Linked DNA regions of Homo sapiens: region 2 is linked to region 1. A link is a loop called in an ENCODE intact Hi-C map of the cell type or tissue named here. Cell type or tissue: OCI-LY7. All regions are shown on one strand. Each heading gives the region's core, and the rest is flanking DNA. Links, peaks and the distances in the headings are about the cores only. Region 1 overlaps KAZN-AS1 (KAZN antisense RNA 1). Region 2 overlaps LOC107985467 (a long non-coding RNA gene).

Region 1 (2,918 bases), core at 314-2,813:
CCACAAGGAATTACCTGCCACAAATTTCAGTAGTGCCGAGGTTGCAAAACTTTGCAGTTATGAGTTGAATTGCATTACCCAAAAAGATAATGTTGACGTTTTAACCCCCAGGGTCTCAGTGTATGACGTTATTTGGAAATAGAATCATTGCAGATGTAATTAATTAAGATGAGGTCATGCTGGAGTAGGGTGGGCCCTTAATCCAACACAGCTGGTGACCTTGAAAGACCCCCCCCCCCCCCACCCCGGGGGGAGGGGGTGGGCGCCGGGGCGCGGTGGCTCACACCTGTAATCCCAGCACTTTAGGAGGCCGAGGCGGGCGGATCATGAGGTCAGGAGATTGAGACCATCCTGGCTAACATGGTGAAAACCCGTCTCTACTAAAAATACAAAAACAAAATTAGCCAGGCATGGTGGCGGGCACTTGTAGTACCAGCTACTCGGGAGGCTGAGGCGGGAGAATGGCTTGAACCCGGGAGGCGGAGTTTGCAGTGAGCCGAGATGGTGCCACTGCACTCCAGTCTGGGCAACAGAGTGAGACTCCGTCACAAAAAAAAAAAAGAGAGGGGGCCGGGCATGGTGGCTCATGCCTACAATTCCAGCACTTTGGGACGTCAAGGTGGGAAGATCACTTAAGGCCAGGAGTTCAAGACCATCCTGGCCAACATAGTCAGAACCTCTCTCTAAAACAAACAAACAAAACAAAACAAAAAAACAGAGGAAGGATGAAGTGAAGACACACACAGGGAGAATGCCATGCAAGACAGAGGCAGAGATTGACGTGATGCGGCCACAAGCCAAGGAACACCAGGAGCTGAAAGAGACAAGGAACAATTCTTCCCTAGAAGCTTCAGATGAAGCATGTCCCTGACGACAACTTGTCTTTCACCTTCTGGCCTCCAGAACTCAGAGAGAATGAATTTCTGTTGTTTTAAGTCACCCAGTTTGTGGTACATTATTATAGCAGCCCCAGGAAATAAATATATATCCCTTAGGCAAATAAAATTTTTTTTCTTAGAATGATGGTGGTCATGTTTTTCTAGGGAAATTTGCTGTTTCCTCTTTATGGATCCCTTTCCTATATACTGTTATGCTAAATAACTCTATTAGGCCAGCATCATTATTCCCATTTTAGAGATGAATAATAACAGTAGTGAACATTTGTTCAGAAATGTATTGTGTGTGCCAGTGCTCATGCTGCATGCTTCACAAACATTATCCCATTCGATCGTTGTAGTGGCTCTAGGAGGCAGCGGCTATAATTACCCCCATTTTGCAGTGGAAGAAACTGAGGCATAGATTAGTAAATCGTGTTCCCCTTAGTTCCACAAGTGGCAGGTAGAGGGAGTTTTAACCCAGTGACTCTGGCTCCTGAGCCCTTACTCTTAACTGCATGCTTTCCAGCTCTGATGCATCAGCGGCAGAAGGACCCAAAAGGTACATGTGCAACCAGTTAGTGCCGGGGGCATGACCTCCATGATCCTGTCAACAACACATCTCTAATGAAAAGGGCCTTAACACAACGCAGTTCCTAAACCACATCCCACATGAAAACGGTACTGAGGCAAAAGAAAAGTAAGAAACATTGTAAGAAACATTACCTGCTATATCTCTCTCTTCCAAATTAAAAAAAAAAAAAAAAATATTGTGAGTAAAGGCTCTGATAAGGCATGCATTTACCAAAAAATACATACACACATACACGCAAAATACACAACCGTTTATGGTGTTTAATCCAGTGGTTCCCCAAATTATTTGACCGTAGAAACCCTTTTTTGTAGGACACTACTAATATCTAGAGCAGGGGGTAACAAACTTCTTCTGTAAAGGACCAGGAAGTATTTTTGGCTTTGCAGGACACATATGGTCACTGTCTCTTGTTCTTTCTTTCTACAACCCTTTAAAAATGTTAAAGCCATCTTTTGCTTTAAGATCATAAAAAACCCAGCTGCTGGCTGGATTTGGCCCATAGGTTAAAGTTTCCTGACCCCTCTAAAGGGACAGAGTTGGAAACATGAATGGAAGGTAACTTTTGATGTATTATTTTTCACTAAGACAGTGCTGAGAAAACCTGTTTCAGAAATCCAGGAACAGAAAACCAAAATTCTGTTCATTACTTCTGTGTTCCTCCCATGTAACAAATGAGAAACTATGAAGTCTGAGCAGCCCATTGTTTGGGGTTGTGTTTCCTTGATTAGAGGGAAAATGAGTCACGGCCAGAGGGTGGGTGGGTGTGAGCCTAGCTACACTCCGTCTGGGCTGGCTGCACCTACTAGGCCCTTAGAACATCCTTCCGACTGTGAGGTGGGAGACGGAGATGTTTAAACATCATCTTGACATTTTGCAGATGATTTTCTGTCTACCAGGCTAAAGTGGATGCCTTCCAGGAGTAGTTTATAGAGATTTCAGCTATTTCAGAGTCCCCAACTGCCAACCTTAGCAAGATGATGAGGACTTTTATGGGCACTGAATTGGATTTCGTTTAAAAAATGCAACCATGGCTCCCTGGAGTGAAGCTCTGGAGCCTTCTAGAGCCAGAGAGCCAGTTCTTGAAGGTCTATATTTAAGGCAGCTGCTTCTTCATAGGAGGAGAAATGAGGTGAGATACAGCATGGGCTAGGAGACAGGATCCAAAGTTCTGTGCTGCCTTTGCCATCATGCCATTGGGGGACCTCATGGAGGCTGAGCCCCCTTCCTGCCTCAGTTTCTCTATATGTAAAATCACTCCAAAGGATGAAATAGAGACAAATATATATATTGGCAGGGTAGTGAATGAGAAAGAATATACCCCTTGGAGTCAAATAGGTCTGAGTTTGAATCCTAGATTTGCTATTTTCTTGCTGTGGGAACTTTGGCAAATATGATGTAGCCTCTTAGAAGCTTGGTTTCCTCACCTAAGAAATAGGGATACTAATTCT
Region 2 (2,918 bases), core at 334-2,833, 110 kb after region 1:
CATCAAGTGTATGTCTAAAGATTTGTTTAAGCATTTGAATCCTCCTAAGAGCTATATGGAATAGGATGGAGTAGGGAATGTATACCAACAGAGCAACCCCAGTAGGCAGCCCCTGAACTGATATTTGAAGGAAGAGCATGAGTTGCCTGAGTTGCTGGACAGGAATGTTCCAGGCAGAGGGAACAACATGAGGAAAGGTCCTGGGGTAGGAAAGGCCCTGGCAAGATTGAGAAACAGACAGGAAGCCAGTGCAATTCATGGGGCAGTGGTATCATTAAGGTATCTCCAGGAATAAGATCTGGAGAAAATTCACCACCACACAAATGCCAGTCCCTAATTAAAGCCATGATAATAAGATGCTGTCATAGACAAGTCATTCTGGGTAGTGTGAACTCCAAGTTTATCCATCAGCTTATGACTAGCAAGGAAACAGATCTGAATATAAAACATCCATCTTTGTGACCAAAACAGAAACCAAATGGAGAAGACTCCTTAGGAACATCTGGATCTCTGTAATTTCTAACTTGAAAAACACATTTATAGATAAAAGCATTCTACAGTGGAGGCACAGAGAGAAAGACATGACATAAACAAGAAGAAAGGGCTAATTTATTTCCTCTCACTGCTGAGCATCTGTTGAATCTGGGCTCCTCTTCCAAGACTGCAGTGTCCCCCTTTCCTGGCCTCTTTCTAACATTTGGAGAATCTAGAAATTCACCTTCACAAGCTCCCCACAAGATCCAAGGAGGGTCGGGCACAGTGGCTCACACCTGTAATCCCAGCACTTTGGGAGATCGAGGCAGGTGGATCACTTGAGCTCAGGAGTTCAAGACCAGCCTGGGCAACATAGTGAGACCCCGTCTCTACAAAAAATACAAAAATTAGCTGGGCTTGGTTGCATGCATCTGTAGTCCCAGCTACTCAGGAAGCTGAGGCAGGAGGATTGCTTGAGCCCAAGAGGTCAAGGCTGCAGTGAGCCATGATCATGCCACTGCACTTAGCCTGGTGACAGAGTGAGACCCTGTGTCAAAAAAAAAAAAAAAAAAAAAAAAAGTCCGGGAGAACTTTTCACTGTGCCTGGATTTTTCTGGACCTACCCCAGTGACAACTTGATCTTCTGAGACATCCCAGATGGCAGCTGAAGGAAACTTCCAGAAAGGCATAGAAGTCTCTCTTTCCTCCCTCCCAGAATGTCTTAATAAGGAGTCTGAGCAAGATGACAGCAACTTTTGACCCTATCCCTCTTCTCTTCCCAAATGATGGTGGATCCAACAACACAACAAAGAAGAGATAACCCAACAAGAAAGGGAGAGACATTGCCTTCCTGGAGATGGTGCAAGGACAAGGCTATGCCGGGGAGGGGAATGGTTGAGAGCTTTCTAAGACTGAGTGACTTCTATCTCAATCAACCTTATCATCTTTAAAGAGAACAAGAGCCTCTTCCTCATGTAAGAGAAGTGATGGTGGTCACAGTGGGTAAACAGATGATCCTTCAATGTCATTGGCAATGTCAATGTTCCCCATTCCGTGGATGGAATTCTGAGAACCCTGGAATGAGGAAGACCCCAGAATTAGGCTGAGGAATCACACAAGCATAGATTACATAGTTTCAGTTCCAGGGTTAGGCCCTTTCTTTCCTGCTGGTAATTTTGGGTTCACTAGGGGGCATTCTGGAAGGGGAAACATGTTTTTTGTTGTTGTTGTTTTGGTTATGCCTCCTCTAGTACAGGTTCATGAAAAATATTTCCTAGACTTATAGTTTGGAGATTCCTAACATTTAACCATCGATTTTTTTTTTCTTTTTTGCTGTTAATAAATATTTCTAATATTTAATCATCCCTTAGTTTCTTCTTTTTTGCTATTAATAAATATTTCTGAATTTTACTGATTAGTTCCTTTATAGACATGTTTATTCAGTAATAAAAGTTGAAATACCATGCCCAAATTACCTTCAAACTAAGTCAATTGTTAAAAAGCAGGAAATATTTAGTTTCATGGATCTTGTGCTAATCATTATGTTTTACTCAAATAATACAACTAAAGCCCCCAAGCTCTATAAATATATTCATTTTCCACATGTTCTTTTGCTTCAAAGTCTTAATGTTGAATCTCACCATCAACTTTTTTTTTAACTCTCATAATATTGTTTCTGTGATGTTAGTTGTCTTTTTCCTTCCTTAGATCTCTGTTTCTTTTCCATCTTTTATCTATCATGTAAAAAGCAAGTTTTGAATGTCTTGCTGATTCTGTTTCTTTCTGCTCCATTTTATTGATTGACCCCAAGAAAAAAATCCCGGATCTCATATATATGTGTCTTAGAATCCCGAAGTTGATGGTGAGATTCAACATTAAGATTCTGAAGCAAAAGAACATGTGGAAAATGAGTGTATTTATAGAGCTTGGGGGCTTTATATTGTATTATTTGAGTAAAACGTAATGATTAGCATAAGATCCATGAAACTAAATACTTCCTGCTTTTTAACAATTGGCTTATTTTGAAGGTAATTTGGGCATGCTATTTCCATTTTTATTACTGAATAAACATGTGTATAAAGGAACTAATCAGTAAAATTCAGAAATATTTATTAACAGCAAAAGAGAATAATGGAAGGGATGGTTAAATATTAGGAATCTCCAAACTCTGTAAGTCTAGAAAATATCTTTCATGAACCTGTACTGAAGGCATAACTGCTTTTTTGCTGCTTTGGGGTTAATTAAACCTGTAAAAGGGATAGTTCTAGGAAGCCCGAGTAGTATCAGGTTATGCCAAACGGACAGCTGTGGGCAGAAGAAGAAGTTTCTGCCTAAGGGGTATCTGTTTTTTTTTTCACTTAGTATTCATTTCTGTTTCTGATAATACAAGACTGAGAACCTCATTTCTTTCAACATTCAGGATTCATAGACACTGTTTCTGGCTC

The links. A loop is a pair of places that touch in the nucleus more often than their neighbours do. Peaks named below come from ENCODE experiments on the same cell type or tissue, not always from the same donor. Only the 100,000 strongest peaks of a DNase experiment are listed, where the experiment ranks them.
Region 2: it touches region 1 in a loop (2.6-fold over the local background); 2 of 110 quality-filtered maps call a loop at or near these places.

What each region holds. Positions count from the first base shown.
Region 1 is chr1:14,362,693-14,365,610 of GRCh38, reverse strand. All of the region lies in intron 3 of KAZN-AS1 (KAZN antisense RNA 1), which reads left to right. It also overlaps a transcript of KAZN not described here. Among named protein-coding and RNA genes, the nearest start is that of KAZN-AS1, 56 kb to the left of the region's middle. In OCI-LY7, for the core only: CTCF peaks have their summits at 1,113 and 1,314; a DNase peak (open chromatin) is centred at 1,380; H3K27ac peaks cover 2,202 bases.
Region 2 is chr1:14,249,779-14,252,696 of GRCh38, reverse strand. LOC107985467 (a long non-coding RNA gene) reads right to left here. Exons shown (of 3, transcript XR_001737611.2): 3 at 1-2,918. It also overlaps a transcript of KAZN not described here. Among named protein-coding and RNA genes, the nearest start is that of KAZN-AS1, 170 kb to the left of the region's middle. In OCI-LY7, for the core only: CTCF peaks have their summits at 1,480 and 1,681 (motif pointing right); no DNase peak of the experiment used is centred there; H3K4me3 peaks cover 496 bases; H3K27ac peaks cover 1,111 bases.